7 separate regions of the Homo sapiens genome follow, and all the other regions are linked to region 2. Evidence: chromatin contacts called from ENCODE Hi-C or POLR2A ChIA-PET data. All regions are on one chromosome and are shown on one strand. Each heading gives the region's core, a stretch centred on a gene start or an enhancer-like site at or near the end of the contact. The rest is flanking DNA. Distances are from core to core; before and after follow the strand shown.

Region 1 (2,981 bases), core at 223-2,722, 510 kb after region 2:
CTCTTCATCTGTAAAATGCGGATCCTAAGAACACCCGAGAGAATTATTGTAAGGATGAAAAGAGTTAATATATGTAAAACTTTGGACCTGGGTGTTTGGAGCTGGGCTCTGAGGCTGAGGACTGGGACTTGGGTACTTGGGGTTGGGTACCCGGGCCTACTTCTTGGAGTCACCAAGACTCTATGTCTTTACTGGCTTTATACAGAAAATTAAAAGAGTGACATGGAGAGCAAGCTGTTCCCACACCGTGAGTGAGACACAGGTATCCATACAATTTTAAGCTCTCAGATGATTCCAAGGGGCAGACAAGTTGGCAATTACTATGGTAGAGAGAAACAAGGAGGCAATTTTAAAGTAGGTGGTCAGGGAGGGCTTCTCTGAGGAGGTGACATTTGAGTGAAGACCAAAGAGTGCAGAAGGAGCCATCACTGAAAAGTTAGGGGGAAAAGCCTTTGGGAAGGTGTCTGGCCTAGGCACCGGCATGCCTGGAGGTGTCTTTGGCCCAAGTGTGAAAGACTGAAGGAGAAATGGGCTTAGTTTGGTGGGTTCCAAGGATAGTGATCATGGCTGAGTGAAGACCCCTACCCCTTCTGCAGATCAGAACCTGGAGCAGTTAAACCACGCTGTGCCCTGGTAGCTGTGGGTGCTGGGAGGCAAGCTCTACTGGTTCATCAAGAATTTGTGGTCAGGCTGAGGCAGGCAGATCACCTAAAGTCAGGAGTTCAAGACCAGCCTGGCCAACATGGCGAAACCCCGTAGCTACTAAACATACAAATATTAGCCGGGCATGGTGGCACGCACCAGTAATCCCAGCTACTCGGGAGGCTGAGGCAGGAGACTCGCTTGAACCCGGGAGGTGGAGGTTGCAGTGAGCCGAGATCGCACCATTGCACCATTGCCCTCCAGCCTGGGTGACAGAGCGAAACTCCATCTAAAAAAAAAAAAAAAAAAAAAAAACTAGCTGGATGTGGTGGTCCATGCCTGTGGTCCCAATTGGGAGGCTAAGGTGGGAGGATCACTTGAGCCCAGGAGGTCAAGGCTGCAGTGAGCCGTGATTGTGCTACTGCACTCCAGCCTGGGCGACAGAGCAAGACCCTGTCTCAAAAAAAAAAAAAAATCTCTCCTGTGGGCCCATGCCATTTGTTCACACAGATAATGAACCAGTGGGCCTCTGCCAGCTTCTGACTTGGCACTGGACGTTTCTCTGGGAACTGGTGCTTGGAGCGGGGAAATGGGGGCTGGATTTCTGGGACTGGGTTCTGAGGCTGGGGACTGGGACTTGGATACTGGGGGGTAGGTGCTTGGACTTGCTTTTTGGAATAACCAAGGCTCCATTTCTTTACTGGCCTCTACAGATGAGCCTGTTCCCTAACCTGACTATCCTTTCTGTGGCTTCACGGCACAGAACTTCACAAGTGTGACCTTACCTTGTCTCAGCTGTCTGTTCCATGGAGACCCAGAAAGAGGGAAAGAGAAGGCTGCTCTGGACCTGTTCATGGGGCCTTCCTGGGACCCCTTTTCCGCCCGCTAAGCCAGGAAGCCTATGCTCCCTCATCTTCCACCCCTCCCCCAGCCATCTGCTTAAAGGAAGTGGCTCCTCTGTTCTTCACAGGAAGCCACAGGCCTCCCCTGCCTCGGCAGCCTCCAGCTACTGTTGCCCCAGACCCTCGGCTGGCCCAGACCCCCCTTTCCAGGCAGAATCTAGTGATGCCCAGTTCCCAGCATCCCCCTCTGCTGCCCAGCCAAGAAGTGCGTGTGGTGTGCTCCTCTCGTTAACTTTCATCCTTGTGACTTGGGTCTGGGAGCGCAGGCAGTGAGCCTGGAGGTGAGACCTGACTACAGGAGTTTGGAGATCCCCAAGTTGTAGGACTGAGGACTTGAAGGGAAGAGGAGGTGGGCCCTGGAGGGATTCTCTGATGGACCACTCTTGTGAGCTTCAGTAGCTCCTGCTGCTGAGCAGGGGCGAGGTCTATTCATTTCCGTCTCTATTTAACCCTGGTTGCCTGCCCCAGAGAGGGCTGTTGGTAATCGTGGAGCTGCTAAAGGCTGATGAGGGCTGATGGAGTCCAAGATAGGACTGTACTGCCACCTGGTGGTCAGATCCGCACATAGCACCATGAAATTGTGAGAGCCCCTGCCGGGAGAGTGGTGATTCAAGGGTATGGGGGACCTGGAAGGCCCTTAAAGAACAAGGAAATCCCTAAAGTATTTTATTTAAGAGCAAGACGCTCCTAACTTGAGCACTGGAGAAAGACATTCTAGGTCTGGACGAGAGTTCAACTCCTTCCCTTCCCCATTTTACAATCTGGGAAACAGGTCCAGAGAAAAGTGATGAGGACAGAGAACCTCTACATTGGCAGTCAGAGATGGGATCTATTTTTGGACTCTTTTTTTTTTTTTTTTTGGAGACGGAGTCTCACTCTGTCGCCCAGGCTGGAGTGCAATGGGGTGATCTTGGCTCACTGCAACCTCCACCTCCTGGGTTCAAGCGATTCTCCTGCCTCAGCCTCCCGAGTAACTGGGACTACAGGCGCCCGCCACCACACCCGGCTAATTTTTGTATTTTTAGTAGAGACAAGCCCTGCTAGTTTCTAGTTACCCTCATTTGTGACCAAACATGGTATCGCCCCGCACCGTCACCCACTTTAGTCACCAAAGTTGGCACTACAGAGTGGCTTTTGGCTGCTTCCAAAAATAAAATTCATCCTCAGAAAGCCAGGATCTGACAAGGCTGAGGGGACTCAGAAGCATGCGCTTCAGGCTCAGCAGATGTTTTAGAGGAGGAAGCCCTGGAGACCACAATATGTAACACCCCCAGCCCTAGTTTTGAAAACAAAGAAGGCCGAGTGCAGTGGATCACGCCTGTAATCCCTGCACTTTTGGAGGTCGAGGTGGGCAGATCACTTGAGGTCAGGAGTTCGAGACCAGCCTAGCCAACATGGTGAAACCCCGTCTCTACTAAAAATACAAAAATTAGCCGG
Region 2 (2,839 bases), core at 13-2,512:
CTGCCTACTTTATGGGGGTAGTTCAGATCCTTACTCCTGGACAGCCTCAAATGGTGCGAGATGAGGCAAGAAGCTCACCAGTCTGGTGGCGGCCGCAGCATCGGAGCAAACGGGACTTACCTATCTTCATGAGGCAGGCCAGAAGGATCCAGAGGGAGATCTCGAAGGGGGTGCGCACGTGTGTGTAGTCGATGCCCAGGACTGGAAAGGCCTTGCGCGGCTTCATGCCATGATCAGTGACGGAATGATTAACAGGGCGGCTCTCTGGGGTGACCTCCGGTGGAGCGGTGGTGACATCCCCAATCGAGCGTTCTCGTGGTGGCTCTGAGCTTCGAATGGTGCTGGCAGTTGGGCTGAGCTGGAGGCCATGGCTCCTGAGAACAGGCAGCAGCCCCACCAAAGCAACCACCACGAGTAAGGAAGGGAAGATCCGATGTGGAGAGAGGCCACAGATGCCAGACCGCAGAACCATGGTGCTGCTTCCAGAGCCAGCCTCGACCTTACCCAAATGAGAGTAAAACCGGGCACATAGGTAGCAAAGGGTCAGCAAGTGGGAAGAGAGACTGGCGTAGTCTCTAGGAAAAGTTCATGTTTTAGAGAGGCATTTCCATGGAAGCAATTTTCTGGGGGTGGAGGGAGGCTGGGTTTGCAATCTGGAACTCCAAAGTGGGGAAAGGGGGCAAGGACCCAGGAACGACCACGAAAGGAGACCAAAAGGTCTGGAACTCCGGGCCTGGGAAGGGGGAGGACGGATGTGGGAAACTGAGCCCTAGGGATAGAGGAAGGGGCAGGATAGGGATAGTGCAAAGGAAAGGAAGAAGGAAGGCTGGGACCTTTGGCTGAGGAAAGTGACTGAGGAGCTGGGACTCTGGGCTGTGGGCTAAAGGAAGGGGTAGGGAGCCTGAGCTAAAGGAAGGGGACCGAAGGGGGTGAGAGCCAGTCCAGGAAAAGGAGAGAGGGGGCTGGGAGCCCAGGCTGAGAAGGAGTGAAACCGGGAAGCGGCCGGGAGCTTCTCCACCCAGAGAGGGGCAGGGGTCCAGGCGCGCCGGGCTGAGATTCCGGGGAAATGGAAAGAGGCGGAAGGCAGGCGGCCTGGCGGGAAGGCGCCTCGGCGCGGGCTGGGGGCGGCTCGCGGTGGGCCAGCAGCAACACGCCCCTCCTCGCGGCCCTGGCGCGACGCGGCGCTCCGCCCCGGCCCAGCTGCAGCTCCTCCTGGTCCAGCTCCAGAACTAACCCTAGCCCCGGCCCCGGCGGCAGCAGACTGAAGCCTAGCTGAGCCCGGCGCTGTCACTTATAGGCACCAGCGAGCAGCCGGTGCGGCGGGCTAGAGAGACCGTCGGCACCCGCCCAGCGCAGCGGCCCCTGTCGCCGAGGGAAAGAAGTATCGCGTAGGAAGAGGAAGGAGAGTCAGAGATGACAAAAAAAAAAAAAAAAAAAAGTCCTGAATATACAGAGAACCTCACTAACGCGAGTAAAATGCCGACTACTTACAAAACGATTTCACGTCCACATCTGCAGTCTCATAAGGGCTTTCGAATAATCCTGTGAAGAATGTATTATTAGTTTATGTATTTAGTTACCGTGTGACCTTGAGCAAGTTACTTAACCTGTTTCACAACTTTCTCATCTGTTAAGTAGAGACAGTAATAGTGACTATGTCAGAGGGATGATGTAATGACTGAGACAATCCGTGTAAACTATTTGGAATGCACCCTGGCACATTATTACAATTCCACTTTTACAGATGAGGAAACAGGTGAAGAGAGTCCCCTGGCTACTATGCAAGTAGTTGTATTGCTTACTAGGGCTGCCGTAACAAAGTATCACCCCAAACTGGGTGGCTGCAACAACAGAAATTGATTGTCTCACAGTTCTGGAGGCTGGAGGTCGGATCTAGGTGTTGGCAGGGTTGGTTTCAGCTGAGAGCTATGAGGGAGAATCTGTCCCATGCCTTTCTCCTACCTTCCAGTGGTTTGTTAGGACTATCTGGTATTCCATGGAGTTCTCCTGGTGTCTCTGTCTCTGCGTCCAGATTCCCCGCCCACACTTTATTTTTATTTTTATTTTTTTTGAGATAGAGTCTGGCTCTTGTTGCCCAGGCTGGAGTGCGGTGGCGCCATCTCAGCTCAATGCAACCTCTGCCTCCTGGATTCAAGCGATTCTCCTGCCTCAGCCTCCAGAGTAGCTGGGATTACTGGCACCCACCACCACGTCCAGCTAATTTTTGTATTTTTAGTAGAGATGGGGTTTCACCATGTTGGTCAGGCTGGTCTCGAACTCCTGACCTCAGGTGATCCACCCGCCTCGGCCTCCCAAAGTGCTGGGATTACAGGGGTAAGCCACAACCCCCAGCCAGATTTCCCCTTTTTATAAGGACACCAGTCATTGGATTAGAAATCCAACGTAATTACCTCATCTTAACCTGAACATCTTCAAAGACTGCATCCTAATTAGTCCATCTTCATAGGCACTGGGCATTAGGACTTCAACTTCTTTTGCCGGGACACAATTCAACCCACAACAGTGGCATGCTTTAAGTAGTGGAACTTAAATTTGAACCTATAGTTTGGTTGAAATTGGTGAGGTTCAAGGGATCATGGCTGTACAATGGAATCACTGGAAAGCTTTTTTAAAATACCATTGTCTAGGCCGGGCGTAGTGGCTGACGCCTGTAATCCCAGCACTTTGGGAGGCCGAGGCGGGCGGATCACGAGGTCAGGAGATCGAGACCACGGTGAAACCCGGTCTCTACTAAAAATACAAAAAATTAGCCGGGCGCAGTGGCGGGCGCCTGTAGTCCCAGCTACTCGGGAGGCTGAGGCAGGAGAATGGCGTGAAC
Region 3 (2,710 bases), core at 81-2,580, 480 kb after region 2:
TTTAAAGCTCATCAGCTATCATTAGTGTTAGTGTATTTTATGTGTGGCTCAAGACAATTTTTCTTCTTCCAATGCGGCCCAGGGAAGCCAAAAGATTGGACACCCCTGCAATAACGTGTGTCTCTTAAGGAGCACCTAGTGTTCTCAGCCCTGTGCCTCATGCTCTAAATCCTTGATACAGCAGGCAGGGCGCAGGTGGGGGGAGGGAGGGGCGCAGGAGAGAGAGAGAGAGAGCCATATCTGCCCAGATTTTCTCAGGCAGTCGCTGAATCTGAAGAAGCCAGGTCTCTCTTTTCTCAGCACTGAACTTCGCTGCCTGCTAATACCAGAAAGGGGGCAGCTCAGAGAGTAGCCACAGCATCATTCTGGGCACTTGGTTCTGTTTATAAATATGTCTCTTGAACATCTGGTTTACAGGAGTCGCCTCCGAGATCCCCATCAGGGTCAAAATCAGGTTACAAGTATCAAACTGAGGTCCAACCCTGGACCGCAGTGCTCCTCACTTCAACATCTGCCCTGTGGCCCTCCCCAGCTCCATTCTTCAGTAGCTCTATGACCTTGGATCTTTGACATAAGCCTCTGAGCCTTAGTTGTTGCATCTGCACCTTCTGAGTAGTTGTTGTGAGGGCTTCATGACATGTGGCTCTTGCCCGATGTGCAGTGGCCAAGTGTGACCAATAACCAAAACCAGAATGGCCCCCAGGGACCATTTACCACTCCACCTTCTCTTTTGCATAGGGGGAAGTTACTTTCCCAGGATCACACAGCCAGACAAGGGATTCAAAGTCAGGACTATTAATTCAAGTCCAGAGTTCTGTTCCCTCCCCCACTGCTGTGTTCTCCAAAGCCTGAGCAGGAGATCATGCTGTTCCTAACTAGTGAATGTCATACTTCCGGTCGAACACACCACCCCTGTCATATGGCAGCTGGTCACCCAGCAGGGAGGGACCCTGCCTCCCACTCACCCCTACTGCTGGACATAGGAACCCCAGGTCCACCCATCCTTTTTCGAGGCCCACACTTCCCAAAGCTATGCCAGTTCTTTGATGTAGACACAGGATGTCCTGCCCCCGCAACCCTCACCAAGTATCTGTGGGATCTAGAGGCAGATTTAGGCTCAAATTCTAGCCTGCCTGACAACTAGCTTAAGGCATTGGGCAAGTCAGTTCATCTCCCTGAGCGGCAGCATCTTTGCCTATAAAATAAGAATACAAATGTCCACCTCCTGGGGTTGCTTCTCAGCATCAAATGGGGTCACATCACTGAAAGCATCAGACATACAGTAAGTGCCCAGTGAACTTTCACTTCCCTCCTTTCCCTTGAGGAAGGTCCTCCGTGGCAGTGACGGTGTGGGACCAGAGGGTACAGAACTGGGCAGGGCTGAGAAGAAAGAGAAGTTCCCAGGGTGAGGTGAGAGGGCTGAGCTGGCCCAGCCGCCTGGGGGATTTCATCAAAAGGGAACCGGGACTTTGGGCAGGGGCAGGAAACCACCATCCTGCAAGAGTTCCGGCTTCTCCTCCAGGCTCTGGGCTGGCCGGGGGCAGGCCAGGGCTGGAGGGTCAGGGAGCAAGGCTGAGGTCTGCAGGTGACTCCCATCCCACTGTGCCGCATCTCTCACTAGGCCCTATCCCTCAGACCGGGCGGGCTTCCATCCCTCACCCTCAGTCCTCTCACCGAGACCCTCCACCTGGCTGAATGCCAGTGCCTTTGCTGAGGCCCCCACTGCTCATTAACTCCCTTTCTTTCTTTCTTTGTTCTTCTTCTTCTTCTTCTTCTTTTTTTTTTTTTTGAAACAGTGTCTCATTCTGTCGCCAAGGCTGGAATGCGATGGTTCGATCTCGGCTCACTGCAACCTCTGCCTCCCGGGTTCAAGCAATTCTCCTGCCTCAGCCTCCTGAGTAGCTGGGATTACAGGCGTCTGCCACCATGCCCAGCTAAATTTTTGTATTTTTAGTAGAGATGGGGTTTAGTCATGTTGGCCAGGCTGTTCTTGAACTTCTGACCTCAGGTGATCCACCCACCTCGGCCTCCTAAAGTGCTGGGATTACAGGCGTGAGCCACCGTGCCCTGCCTTCATTAACCCCCTTTCATCTCACACCATCCTTTCTTGAGGCCTCGAAACTGCCTCCTGAAGAAGACATACCCACCCAACCCTGTCTGACTCCACCACCACCGTGGTGAGGCCAGGTGTGTGCAGGATCGGGGGTGGCCTTTACCCTCCATGTGGTCCCGAGGCCATTAGCAGTTTTTTCCACTTCTTGTGGGTAAAAGTGGTTTTCCACCTGTTGCTGAAAACCACCCACCAGCCTCTAAAACACAGCTCTTTAGATGCCATCTGGCCTGGGACTCAGGATTTTCAGGAGATGGAAGCCATGGCGGCGGGGGGCGGGGGTCCAGGGGCAGCCAAGGGATGGGAGTCTAGATTTCACAGTGTGGCCAGACAGGAAGCCCCCTCCCTGGTCCCTCAGGGGAGTGGGGCGGTGAGGGGGACATCCTGCCTTTTCCCACCTTAGGTCAGCCCAGTCTGCTCTGCGTGGGAAGAGCCCTGGCCCCTACTTCCCCAGCTCTGGGGTTCCCTACCCAGCCTCCTGAGGTCTGGCCACTTCCTTTGCCACATCAGCCCCAGGTGGCTGCAGAGATCACCCAAACATCCACTCATATGCTCAAGGGTTCATGCTCATTCACTCAGAGCCCAAAACATACAAACACT
Region 4 (2,880 bases), core at 200-2,699, 260 kb before region 2:
CAGGAGTTAGAACCTGCCTGTGGCTACTATCACCAGACCACGCAAGGCACCAGAGGCAGCTACCTTCAGCTGAGATGTCTGCTTCATTCTAGCCCAGCTGCTGCCCTGCTCTTCGCCTGGAACAGAAGCTCTTACCCAGCTTCCCATAATGCTCAATGAGGTCCATCTTGGAAAGGAGGTTGATGTGGGGCAGTTCCACGTGCAGCATGGTGGCCAGGGAGGTACACAGTACTGAAATGAACTTGGCAGGGTCTGTGCAGTAGTGAGAATCCACGAGGTGGACGGCAGTCAGCTGGGAGGGAATAGACAGGGTGAGAGTGGCCTGGAGAAACAGGGATCAGCATTCCCTCATGAGAATGAGGGCTTGAGGACAGAGGGGAAGCTTTCCCCATTAGTCTCCTGCCTCTGTTTCTTTCTAATAACCACCCTGGTTTCCTTCTCCCAGGAAATAGGAGTCATTTTTTTTTTCTTACAAGAGGTCTTGCACTGAGCCTCCCAGTGGGCAAGGGGTTTAAATCCCATGGCATCTGACTCCACTCTTTCATTTACTTTTGCCCACCAATTTACAACAATCTCCATGCCACTTTCGACATTAACCCCTTCCATACTTCCAAAATCGCCAAGTTGGCTACTAACACATTTTACACGTGAGGAAACTGAGGTTCAGAGTGATGAACTGACTTATCAACACCACACAGCCAGTCAGTAGCAGAGCCAGATTCTGAACTCATGCCTGTTTTACTCCAAAGCGACCCAGCCCCTACCTCCCTGTGTGACATGGGGGCGTGGCGTCTGTCCTCCCTGTCTCAGTTACTCCATCCGCAAAATGGGCCTCCCCGCCCTGAGACGCACCCTGAGGTCCCACTGCGCCATTTGGGAGAAGATGCTGCGCAAGGCGCCGTGATGCGTGCAGAGCTCCACCTGGCCTGGGCAGTCGAAGAGGAAGTAGTGGCCGCGGAGGGGGTCGAGCTTGGCACGCAGCCAGTCCAGGTTGGCTTCCAGGTACTCCATGCAGTAGAGCAGGCCGCCGTTGGGCCCCAGGCGCAGCGCGTCCATCACGTCGCCCAGCCCCACCAGCTCGCCCACGTCCACGGCACACTCGTACGGCAGCCCCTCGTTGGCCGGGTCCAGGTTCACCACCGCCACGCGCCGGCCCAGCGCGCGCAGGAACTCACTCATGCCCAGGCAGTACGTGGTCTTCCCTGAGCCCGGCGGGCCGATCACCGCCTGCCCGAAGGCCGTGGTCGGAGCGGCCCCTGCCATTGGCGGCCCGCGGCCCGGAGCAGGTCAACTCACAGGGAAAACGGGGCAGGTAGCCGCGCCGGAGACGAGACTGAGGGCGAGGGTCCCAGTACGTATACCTCGTTGGCGGCCAGCGTCACTCGCCTCAGGCGGAACAGCTGAGACCGTGTCGCGCAAAAGGAGATAACAGGCCGATACTAACTAGACTAACTCGACTTCCGGACAGCGTCGGAAACGGCGAGCCAACGAGAGGAAGTCCCGCCCTCACGGCGGGGACGAAGCTAGACGCCGAGGGGCGGGCGGCGCAGCCGCATTTCTCTCGCGGGTAGTGGGTCGAATGTGGGGTCTTTGCGGGAAAATCGCTCTCGGAATTTCTCTAACCTTCAGACTCGAATTAGAAAAGTAAGGGAGCTCCAGTAGTAAACGTCTTTATTCTTCCGTGACGTCGCACACCCAAGCCACCTCCCGCGGACTCTCCGCTGGCAGTCCCACCCAGTGAGGGTAGAGGCGGTGGAGGGCCCACCCAAGGCCGGCTCTTCCAAGCACCACAAATCCTCTCCTCGCCCAGGTCCCTTTCCCCCTTTCTGGCCTTCGTGGGGACACCTTCAGAGTCCCCAAGGAAGGCTGTGCTGATAGCCTCACTCAACCCAGCTTTTCAAAGTTCTGCAGGAGGCAAAGGGCAAGCCCAGAGATTAGGGTTAGAGACCAAAGACAAGCGGTCGTTACCCCTAATATCCAAGGGGAGGGGACGGGAGGGGGCTTTTTGTAAAAATGCCCCTGAGGTATAGAACCGGCAGGCAGGCAGGCTCGGAACAAAACACCCTGAACCAGCCACGAAGACTGCTGCTCCCAGACTCCTTTCTGCTTCAGTGGTAGATGAGGCCAGGGCAGAGGGTTTTCATCATGTAGCTATGAAAGGAAGCCCCCAACCCGGTCAGTCAGGCAATGAGGGGCTGTCTGAAGCACAACTGGAACCCCTCACAAAGGCCATGTCTGTCCGAAACTTCATGCTGGTGGGTGGCTGGCGGCGGAGCAGTGACTCCGTCTGGTCTTGGGGTAGAGGCTCATCATAGATGGTGGAGATGAGCCCCAAGCCATTTCTACGGGGCCTCTTCAGTTGCCCAAATGGCTGTAGCTTCTCTCCATGGTACCTGGATAAAAACGGGCTCTCAGTGAGAAGGCTGCTCTCAAACTCCAGTTAAAGGGGTTGGGAGAGGACGGGGAAGTAGTTACTACATATCTGGTTTGTCCAAAGACAGAGGCTTTAAATCTGGGTCTTTGTTCTCCAGCCCTCTTATCTATCCATTGACAGTGCCAGCAAGAAGGGGCCTCATATAAAATTTTCATTCTGTCACTACAGACTTCCTAATAGTAACCATCAAGTCCAAACTCCTCCAACAAAGGGTATGAATGATCTTGTTAAGCCTTAGGGCTTACTCTTTAAAAAAAAAAAAAAAGTCAGATTTACTTTATTTATTTATTTATTTCTGAGATGGGGTCTCACTATGTCACCCAGGCTGGATTGTAATGGCGTGATCTCGGCTCACTGCAACCTCCACCTCCTGGGTTCAAGCGATTCTCCTGCCTCAGCCTCCAGAGTAGCTGGGACTACAGGCGCATGCCACCATGCCCAGCTAA
Region 5 (2,859 bases), core at 13-2,512, 450 kb after region 2:
TTGGGGGTTGGAGGGGAGGGGCTCCTCCCTCCGCAGTCTCCCCTTTTCCCAGCGCCGATCCTAAAATCCAGCCTTGTTCTCCGCTCCCACGGTCCCCCCTTCATTCCCCCCCCCCCCACATTCTCAGCAAGCTGGAGAGCAAATTGCAGTTTTAAATCCAAAGGCGGAGGGAGGGGGAAGGAGGAGGGGGCGCGCGGCAGCGCTGGGCGCGCACCTCGCCCCCGAGCCGGGGGAGCCGCGGGGCGGCCAGGAAACCCGAGAACCCCCCCTCCCCGCCCCCCCTCCCCGTCCACCTCCCCCTCCCCCTTCCCGGCGCTGCCTGCCAGGCTTCGAGCCGAGCCCAGCCGAGCCGCGGGCCCCGGTGGAAACAAAGACCGATCGCACCGCGGGCACCGCAGCCACCGGGTCCAGCGGACCGGACCGGGGGACGCAGGCCCCCCCCGTGCGCTGCACAAAAGAGCCTGGCCGGCCGGTCCCCAGCGGGGGTCTGGGGCTGGGGAGGAGGCGCCACTCACCGGAGTGCTGGGCTGCCGGCTCCGTGGGTCCGAGCCAGGCGAGGGGTTTTGGGGGACGTCTGTCTTCCGGCGGTGGCAGCGACGCGGGCGCCCGGCTGCTGAGGAGAGGAGTCGTGGAGGAGCCCTGAGCCGCCCGCCGTCGCTGACAGCATGGCTCGCGCCTCGGCTCACATTCTCCGCCGCTAACTCCGCTGGACACGGCCCCCCGCTCCCGCGGCGCCCCCCCACCTCGATCACTCCTTCGCTCTCTCTGCGCCCCCCTCGCCCTCCCGCCGCGCACACACTCTCCCAGCCCTGGACACCCCCGCCCCCACCCCCCCCAATAGCAAACCTGGGAGGGAACGCGCCCCGCGTAGTCCTCCTGCTCCTCCTCCTCCGCCCTCCTCCCTCCCGCTCTCTCTGGCTGTCTGTCTGTCTCTCAGACTGTCTCTATTTCTCGCTCTCTCTGCCTTTCTCTGCTCTCCAAGCTGGGTGGGAAAAGGAAATGAGGACAGAAAGCAGACGCTGGCTTTGGGTGGTGGTAGCTGGATTCCCTCTCTCCCTCCCTCCCCCTCCTCCCCTCCCTCCTCCTGCCTTCTGCTCTCTCCGCTGCGAGCGGGGCTGAGCGCAGCCTGGCGGGTGGCTCGCTCTGCCCGCCCGCCCGCCTGTCTGTCTGTCTGGTCCGCCTCGCTCGCTCCCTCCCTCCGTCTCTCGCCCTCGCCCTGCCTGCCTGCCTCTCTCCGTCTCCGCCGCCGCCGCCGCTGCCTCTGCGAGCTCGCCTTACCTTCGCCGCTCACCATCCGGAACCCCAGGGGGGAGCGCGCGCGCGGCACGCCGGGACTTGTAGTCCCCGCCCCGGCCGCTCCGCGCGCGGGGAGGGCGGGGCCGCGCCGGCTGCTCCGACGGCGCGGCCAGGAGCCCCGGGGACCCCGCGCCTGGGGCTCGTCTGGCTGGAGCGCGTCCTCGTTTACCAACGGGCGAAGATCCTCCCCAAGGGTTAAGAATGGTCCCTGTGTTCCTTGTCTCCACCGGGGGGCTCTGGATCGAGCGGAGGTTGCGGGTGGGAGTGAAGGGGCGGGGTCTGAGAGTGGAATGGGAGTGGAATAGGGAACCAGGGGATTAGCCAAAGGGGCTGCGACTTTCTGGGGCGTCCCAATTAAATGGGAGGGGGAGAGGGCAGAGGAGAGGACCGGCTCTCTCAATCTGGGGACGTTATCCTTTTCTGAAAAGGTTTCTTATTGAGTAAAGCTCAAGTATATATGGCGGGAGGGCTGCTGGGGCGGGGGAGCGGGGGAGACCCAGCCAGCGCTGCTTCCTCACTCAGTGACCCCTCCTCTCAAACTCCGACCTCGGTTTCGCCCTTGCAACTCCCAGCTTTCCTATATGTCCAAGGGCGGCGAGGGCTCAAAAGTCCTGGATAATCCGCAGATAGAACACACACACCCTTTTCCGAATTCTGCTGAGCATTTGCGTTGTGTCAGGAAGCAGGATTCAGATTGAACGGTGCTGACCTCCTGCCGCGGCCGGGGGCTGGGCTCAGCACTTTCACCTACCTCCTCTTCAGGTCACATGTGTTCTCCAGCCCCTGCCTAGCCTATCCCACAGATGGGAATGTGCGCTGCTTGGGGGCCTTGTTACCGCCCCCGGAGATGGCTGAACTGCTGCGGTAAAATAGTGCTGTTATTTCCATTTTAGAGATGGGGGCACTGAGGTCCAGGTTCTCCAGTTAGCAAGTGGCTGAACCCAGCTGGATTTGAACCAGGGTCTGACTAACTCCAAACCCCACAAGCTTAACCCCTGGGCTATGACAAGGAGTTGTGACTCCCTCCATTTCTGTAACTGACCTTCTCTCCCTGTGTCTGTGTGTCCTTTCTTGGCACTTCAACAAATGTTAACTGAGGTATGCAGGGCTTGCAAGGGACACGGAGATGAATAATGCATAGTGGCTGTCGTGTCCTGTGTCCTAGGTGTCTACCAACGCCGGCCCTGACTGGCCCTGCGGCGGTCCCACCTCACTGGACCACCTCATCTGTGTGTCTGATGTTCCACACCCTGTGTCTGCTGGCCTTGTCTATCTTGCTCCAGGTCTGAAGTTCCTAGAGCAGTGCCTTTGTCTCTGGCCTACCTGTTTCTGACTCTTCCTTTGGCCTTGCAGGGTGTTGGCCAGTGTGTGACAAAGGCAGCTGGTGACATTTTGCCAACCGCAACTCCCTGGTCACTATCTTCCCCACACCTTCACTCCTTCCAAGCTCCTTCTCTATGGCAGTCCAGTACCCCCAGAGGACAAGAGAGGGGATCTGGGGAACACTCTCTATTGGCCCTTGGCAGAGGGTGTGTGCAGCAGTAATAGGAGAGGTCTAGGGCT
Region 6 (3,043 bases), core at 221-2,720, 290 kb before region 2:
GAGGTCTCCATCTCTGAGGACTCTGCCAGGGGTCAGAGATGGGGCAATGGTCAAAAGGAAGGAACAGGCCAGGCACAGTGGCTCATGCCCATAATCCCAGCACTTTGGGAGGCTGAGGCAGGAGGATCGCTTGAGCCCAGGAGTTTGAGACCTGCCTGGGCAATGTAGTGAGATCTGCTCTCTATTTAAAAAAAAAAAAAAGGAAAGAACAAGTAAACTTCTGAGAAACAGGCTGGGGGAGGCATCACGTAGCTGGAATTGCTGCCCCATAAAACAGAATGGTATGTGTCACTGCCACCTCCCTTTCTCAGTCCTCTCTCTCCCCAGGTTGCTAGCGTCCCCCCTGGGGGATCAAACTGGACTGCTTCCCAGCCTCAGACAGAGAGCAGTCTGAGTCAGGCAGGAAAGTGGGACAGCCGGGGAGCTGGACCCCACCCTCTGTGAGCCCCGCTGGTACCTGATGGCATGTGGCTTGGAGAGGGCAGGTGACCTGGCGTGGAGGGCCAGAGGGTAAATCCTCAAACAAGTGGCAACAGGCCACCAACTTGAAAGGGAAAATTGTGTAGTGATGGGAAATGTGTCCAACAAACCTACTGGGTGACTAATTACAAAGGCTGGGCTGGAGCTTCAGAGGCTGCTTGTTAAACACTTCATTAAGCGGCACTCTGAAAGCTGCCACCTGCGCATTCTGGGAGCTCAGAGGGGACCCTGAGGGGGAATGAGGCCTGGAGGATGGAACCATCTTCAGGTAGACTGAGAAGGAGCCTGGATCTCACTTCCAAACACAGTCTGGAGCTCATAGGTCAGAGGCCTCAATGGGAGAAAAGCTAAAGGAAGAGGGTGCAGAAAGGAGTTTCAGGGAATTGGTGGCTATGTGACTTTGAGCAAATCTCACCCCTCTCTGAGACTTAGTGTTCCCATCTCTATGGTCCTGTGTGTGTCACAGAGACATGGTGGGGATTAAATTCGATCGTGAATATGAAAGTGCTTGGGAAACTCCATGGCCCTACCTAAACATGAGTTATCCTCACCTGAACCAAGGGGGGAAGTTACCTGGCAGGATTAGGAACCCCATCCTCCTGAACCTTTATGGGCTCTGTCGAGGCTGAAGCAGCCAGGGGCTAAAGCCGTCCTTAGCCCCTGGAAGGGCACTGTGAAAGTGGATCTGATTTGAGAAGCCGTTTCCTGATGTGGGCAGCCATGTGATGCCAGCCCCGAACAAGAGGGGGCAGCCTGGAGCCTGGAAAGGTGCCAGTGCAGGTGGGGCCCACGCCCAGATTTCTCCTGCTGACTGTTCTGATGATTCACCCCCACATCCCAGCCTTTTTACCTTTACTGCAGAGCCGGAAAGGGTGTGGGGAAGAGAGGAGAGGGAGGCAGGTCTTGGGCCCTGGTCCCGCCCCCTGCTCCTCCCCACCCTTCTCTGGGCCTGGCCACCCAGCCAAAAGGCAGGCCAAGAGCAGGAGAGACACAGAGTCCGGCATTGGTCCCAGGCAGCAGTTAGCCCGCCGCCCGCCTGTGTGTCCCCAGAGCCATGGAGAGAGCCAGTCTGATCCAGAAGGCCAAGCTGGCAGAGCAGGCCGAACGCTATGAGGACATGGCAGCCTTCATGAAAGGCGCCGTGGAGAAGGGCGAGGAGCTCTCCTGCGAAGAGCGAAACCTGCTCTCAGTAGCCTATAAGAACGTGGTGGGCGGCCAGAGGGCTGCCTGGAGGGTGCTGTCCAGTATTGAGCAGAAAAGCAACGAGGAGGGCTCGGAGGAGAAGGGGCCCGAGGTGCGTGAGTACCGGGAGAAGGTGGAGACTGAGCTCCAGGGCGTGTGCGACACCGTGCTGGGCCTGCTGGACAGCCACCTCATCAAGGAGGCCGGGGACGCCGAGAGCCGGGTCTTCTACCTGAAGATGAAGGGTGACTACTACCGCTACCTGGCCGAGGTGGCCACCGGTGACGACAAGAAGCGCATCATTGACTCAGCCCGGTCAGCCTACCAGGAGGCCATGGACATCAGCAAGAAGGAGATGCCGCCCACCAACCCCATCCGCCTGGGCCTGGCCCTGAACTTTTCCGTCTTCCACTACGAGATCGCCAACAGCCCCGAGGAGGCCATCTCTCTGGCCAAGACCACTTTCGACGAGGCCATGGCTGATCTGCACACCCTCAGCGAGGACTCCTACAAAGACAGCACCCTCATCATGCAGCTGCTGCGAGACAACCTGACACTGTGGACGGCCGACAACGCCGGGGAAGAGGGGGGCGAGGCTCCCCAGGAGCCCCAGAGCTGAGTGTTGCCCGCCACCGCCCCGCCCTGCCCCCTCCAGTCCCCCACCCTGCCGAGAGGACTAGTATGGGGTGGGAGGCCCCACCCTTCTCCCCTAGGCGCTGTTCTTGCTCCAAAGGGCTCCGTGGAGAGGGACTGGCAGAGCTGAGGCCACCTGGGGCTGGGGATCCCACTCTTCTTGCAGCTGTTGAGCGCACCTAACCACTGGTCATGCCCCCACCCCTGCTCTCCGCACCCGCTTCCTCCCGACCCCAGGACCAGGCTACTTCTCCCCTCCTCTTGCCTCCCTCCTGCCCCTGCTGCCTCTGATCGTAGGAATTGAGGAGTGTCCCGCCTTGTGGCTGAGAACTGGACAGTGGCAGGGGCTGGAGATGGGTGTGTGTGTGTGTGTGTGTGTGTGTGTGTGTGTGCGCGCGCGCCAGTGCAAGACCGAGATTGAGGGAAAGCATGTCTGCTGGGTGTGACCATGTTTCCTCTCAATAAAGTTCCCCTGTGACACTCCTCCTGTCTCTCTTCCAGTTCTTGGCGATGGGCTGGGAGTGGGACTGGAATCTGACTTAGAGACCCTGACTTTGGACCTCTGAGTTAGGGCCCTGAACTCCCTAGGTGGCTCAGTGGCCCGCACGCAAGACTTTGAGTCCAGGTGAGGCCGGGGTCCGGCTCTCTCCATCACGGCGGCCCCAGTCAAACTGGACGGGACCGGGAGGGTCGGGTGAACCCACAGGAGGCGCCGTGGCTCCTCTGCCGGGCTGAGGGGAGGTGAGTG
Region 7 (2,929 bases), core at 325-2,824, 400 kb after region 2:
TCCGGTGGTGGCTTCTGTTCAACCCACCCGTGAAGACCTCTGGGCACGTCCTCCTGCCAGGCCTCCTGAGGCTGGCCACTGCTCTCTTTTGCAGCCTCCAGGATCTGAGGGAAACAGCTGGCTCCCCTCCTCACCACACCCCGGCGGCCATTCTCTTGGACCCCTCCCAAGGGTACCACCTAGCCCTGGTCTGTGGACAAAGTCAAAGGGGTACTTCTGTCTGCCTGTCTGCTGTTGGGTCAGTGTGTCTGAGCTTGCCCATAGGGACACCAGCTGGTTGGGAGGGGGCTGGGGGCCCCAACCTGCTGTGCACAGTGCCGGGAAGCGCCAGCCCACATCCTTGAGTCCCCAGCCCCACCCTCCCCGGCTGTGGCTGTGACCACCCCACCCCTTCCCCAGCCCTCCTTCCCCTCCCCCACCCACTGCCTCCCCAGGGGAGCCAGGCTGCCAGCCCCAGCTCTCACTTCCGGCCTCATGACCCTCTCTCCAGCTTGCACACTCCTCCTCCCCCACCATTTCCCTCCCAGCCTGGTTCGAAGGCCCTGGGATGTCCTCAAATGGAAAACACTGCATCAAAGGGGCCATTACTGCTGCTCTGAGACCTTCCCATCACCTCCCTTTTCCTCCAGGGGCCTTATCTCTCAGGATCTGTCCCTCAGGGACTAGTCATCACCTCTGTCCACCTCCTTCCCTTCAGCCGCCTACCTGCCCACACAGTAACACCTGAATATCTTCTTTCAACCTGATCCCAGGCACAATATCATAATACAAATAACAATGATGGCAATAATAATGGCAGCTGTCACTCATTTGGCATCATTTAAATAGAGGCACAGAGAGGTTAAGTTATGCCCTTAAGAACAAACAGCCATCTCATTCAATTAAGCTGGTGTCTGAATTTAGGTTGGGCTTCTGTAAATCAAACTTCTTTGGTGTCCAGAGATTCAGCGCCCTCCCCTGCAGCCTCCTACAACGGTCCTAGTCCCAACCATCAGTTCTAATTTTTGACTTCTAATCTATCCTCCTCTCAGCTTCTAGTCACCACCTCCCACCAACAGCCATCCAACTAGATGCACTACTCTCCCTCGCCACTAGGTGTCCCCTTGGAGCCACTGATGCCCCCAAGGGGAGCTGGCCCTGCCCCGCCCCCTGGGGCCATCAGGGCCCCCCCACAGCACAGCACAGCAGTGCACACCCCACCCCACCCTACCCCCAGCCACACAGAGCTCCTTTGTGCAACCCTCGCCCACCCCCTTCCTCCCTGGAACAGGGCACCTGGCAAGCAGGTCTGCCCCAGAACCGCCCCCTGCCAGCCCCCTGCCCTGGGTGCCAGGTGTGTGGGCGCCACCGCCAGCTCTGGCTGGACCCGAGGGTCACCCTGCCGGCGGCCCTCCCTTCCTCCCTCCGAGGTCACCCAGGGACTAAGCTTCCCGCCCTGCTCCGCCCCCCTCCCCTCCTGCCCTTGGCCCTTCCAGACTCCCGTCCTTGTCTTTCCTTCTGTCTCCCGGAGGACTCCCCTCCTCCAGCCCCACTAGGCCTTCCCTGCAGCCTCTCACCCCCGCCCACCTCCTTCCCCAGAGAGCTCCTTGTTCCACGCCCCCCCGCTCCCCGCCCAGGTCTGAAGAACTCCTCCTCCTGGAAAGTTGCTGCTGGAAAGGAAGTGACTTCAGCAATTTGGCCACAAGGCTGGGCACTGCTGAGCCCAGCTCAGCTCAAGGCTTGCCCAACCCACCTCCAAAGCACAAATGGAGCCACATGTGCACATCACTCCCACTGTGCACCCAGAACCCTGAGCACACACTTAGCCAGTGTACACACAGATCCCCGTGTGCATACACCGTACCATCGCAGTGTATTCAGATCTTGTCTATACACACATCTCTCCAGTGTACACTAGCACCCTTGCACACATGACATCCAGTGTGGCACACACAGTATCCCCACACCTGCCCAGTACACACCCAGAATCCTGCATATTCATACTTCCGGGTACCACATACACAGCCCTTGAACGCTCCCCAGCCCAGTCCACTTACACAACTCTTGTATATTACCCCATGTGCACGGAAGGACAGAGCCTTCCACACACACCTGCTTGCACACAAGCTTGAGTGCCCTGTACATTTACATTCGGATACACACAGCCTCGCATCCTCCCACAGCTGTACCTCCCCACCCTTACAATCCCAGGAGACTCCACCCCCAGACCTCAGGCCCCAGGAATGCTCCTTTGGAAGTAGGGTGGGGTCCCCAGGCAGGCTCAGCTCTAGGGAGCTTCCTGGAGCCGCAGGCTTCATGTGTCAGTTCAGGGAGTTGCCTCTGCAGGGCAGGGCAGCTTCACCTGGCTCTGCAGCTCCTGAGCCTGGGTGGGCTAACCTGGGCCAGGAGTAGGGAGGTGGGTCCTGCCACTGCCCCCGCCCCCTCCCTGTCCTGCAAGGGCACCTTAGCATACCTGGGCTACCCAGGCCCTCCCAGCACCTCACCTTGGCCTCCCAGTTCTCTGCTTCCACAGACTCCGGTAGAGAGGTGTCCTGGGGGGGTCAGCAGCTGCACACATCAGGCACTCTGGTTTCCACCTCTGCCCTGAGTCCTGGTCATTGTCACAACCCCTTTCTCCTCCCAGTTCTCTCAGGTCATCAAGGCGCAGGGAAGAGTCCTCAGGCTAGGAGGTAGGACTCACTGTATATCCATGAGCCTCAGTTCCCCTTTCTGGATAATGGGGAGTTTGAGTAAATGTTGGGTTAATATGTTTTGATTCTGTAAAGAAGCTCTTTTTGACCTAAGCTGGGAGGGGATCCCTGTTGGGACTGGGAGGCAAGTTCCCCTGATCCCCACTTCCTGGGGGTGGCCCAGGCCCAAGCCTGACTTCCCTGCACACTGTTACCTGAGCAGGCTGCGAAGATAGGCTGGGCTCAGCAGGAAAGGCCTG

Evidence for each region. Hi-C counts contacts between places; a loop is a spot of excess contacts on that map. ChIA-PET counts read pairs that join two places held with the same protein, here RNA polymerase II (POLR2A). Pooled maps may share reads with other maps.
Region 1: a loop to region 2 is called in a pooled map, with 4 times the contacts of the local background. The contact joins the promoter of LINC02574 here to the promoter of SLC9A1 in region 2. A Hi-C loop is called at or near these places in 6 of 50 pooled maps. POLR2A ChIA-PET finds 5 or more read pairs at or near these places in 4 of 52 experiments (A673, CD4-positive, alpha-beta T cell, Panc1 and 1 more).
Region 3: a pooled map shows a loop between it and region 2 (2.6-fold over the local background). The contact joins the enhancer-like site here to the promoter of SLC9A1 in region 2. A Hi-C loop is called at or near these places in 2 of 50 pooled maps. POLR2A ChIA-PET finds 5 or more read pairs at or near these places in 3 of 52 experiments (GM12878, T-cell and WTC11).
Region 4: a loop to region 2 is called in a pooled map, with 5 times the contacts of the local background. The contact joins the promoter of GPN2 here to the promoter of SLC9A1 in region 2. A Hi-C loop is called at or near these places in 6 of 50 pooled maps. POLR2A ChIA-PET finds 5 or more read pairs at or near these places in 7 of 52 experiments (GM10248, GM12878, H1 and 4 more).
Region 5: a pooled map shows a loop between it and region 2 (5-fold over the local background). The contact joins the promoter of AHDC1 here to the promoter of SLC9A1 in region 2. A Hi-C loop is called at or near these places in 8 of 50 pooled maps. POLR2A ChIA-PET finds 5 or more read pairs at or near these places in 6 of 52 experiments (AG04449, K562, activated B cell and 3 more).
Region 6: a map of naive thymus-derived CD4-positive, alpha-beta T cell shows a loop between it and region 2 (22-fold over the local background). The contact joins the promoter of SFN here to the promoter of SLC9A1 in region 2. A Hi-C loop is called at or near these places in 2 of 168 maps with a recorded cell type or tissue (breast epithelium and naive thymus-derived CD4-positive, alpha-beta T cell) and 7 of 50 pooled maps. POLR2A ChIA-PET finds 5 or more read pairs at or near these places in 4 of 52 experiments (GM12878, PC-9, T-cell and 1 more).
Region 7: a loop to region 2 is called in a pooled map, with 3 times the contacts of the local background. The contact joins the enhancer-like site here to the promoter of SLC9A1 in region 2. A Hi-C loop is called at or near these places in 7 of 50 pooled maps. POLR2A ChIA-PET finds 5 or more read pairs at or near these places in 4 of 52 experiments (A673, H1, K562 and 1 more).

Annotation. Positions count from the first base shown.
Region 1 is chr1:27,661,250-27,664,230 of GRCh38, forward strand. It overlaps LINC02574 (long intergenic non-protein coding RNA 2574), which reads right to left and starts at 1,473. Exons shown (of 2, transcript NR_151722.1): 1 at 1,428-1,473. RefSeq lists enhancers at 1,089-1,604, 1,326-1,535, 1,605-2,120.
Region 2 is chr1:27,153,863-27,156,701 of GRCh38, forward strand. SLC9A1 (solute carrier family 9 member A1) reads right to left here and starts at 1,263. Exons shown (of 12, transcript NM_003047.5): 1 at 121-1,263. The coding sequence starts at 472. RefSeq lists a silencer at 983-1,212 and an enhancer at 2,158-2,657.
Region 3 is chr1:27,630,366-27,633,075 of GRCh38, forward strand. The region is part of intron 1 of FGR (FGR proto-oncogene, Src family tyrosine kinase); the gene reads right to left. Among named protein-coding and RNA genes, the nearest start is that of FGR, 3.5 kb to the right of the region's middle. RefSeq lists enhancers at 1,537-2,037, 1,546-1,595, 1,726-1,865, 2,266-2,315. Within about 2 kb of position 1,331, at least 25 of the 41 ENCODE cell types and tissues checked have a DNase peak (open chromatin) inside an H3K27ac peak, as active enhancers do; they include GM12878, where a contact is called at or near this core.
Region 4 is chr1:26,888,834-26,891,713 of GRCh38, forward strand. It overlaps GPN2 (GPN-loop GTPase 2), which reads right to left and starts at 1,450. Exons shown (of 5, transcript NM_018066.4): 1 at 853-1,450; 2 at 136-292. The coding sequence starts at 1,263. GPATCH3 (G-patch domain containing 3) reads right to left here. Exons shown (of 7, transcript NM_022078.3): 7 at 1,655-2,393. The coding sequence ends at 2,177. RefSeq lists enhancers at 611-1,488, 844-1,013, 1,524-1,793.
Region 5 is chr1:27,602,882-27,605,740 of GRCh38, forward strand. It overlaps AHDC1 (AT-hook DNA binding motif containing 1), which reads right to left and starts at 1,263. Exons shown (of 9, transcript NM_001371928.1): 1 at 1,225-1,263; 2 at 847-982; 3 at 516-613. RefSeq lists silencers at 438-517, 1,068-1,607.
Region 6 is chr1:26,861,679-26,864,721 of GRCh38, forward strand. It overlaps SFN (stratifin), which reads left to right and starts at 1,471. Exons shown (of 1, transcript NM_006142.5): 1 at 1,471-2,778. The coding sequence starts at 1,535. The coding sequence ends at 2,281. RefSeq lists a silencer at 1,137-1,286 and an enhancer at 1,156-2,035.
Region 7 is chr1:27,555,822-27,558,750 of GRCh38, forward strand. It overlaps AHDC1 (AT-hook DNA binding motif containing 1), which reads right to left. Exons shown (of 9, transcript NM_001371928.1): 4 at 2,885-2,929; 5 at 2,484-2,709. Among named protein-coding and RNA genes, the nearest start is that of AHDC1, 47 kb to the right of the region's middle. RefSeq lists enhancers at 1-149, 1,661-1,750. Within about 2 kb of position 1,575, at least 32 of the 41 ENCODE cell types and tissues checked have a DNase peak (open chromatin) inside an H3K27ac peak, as active enhancers do; they include A673, where a contact is called at or near this core.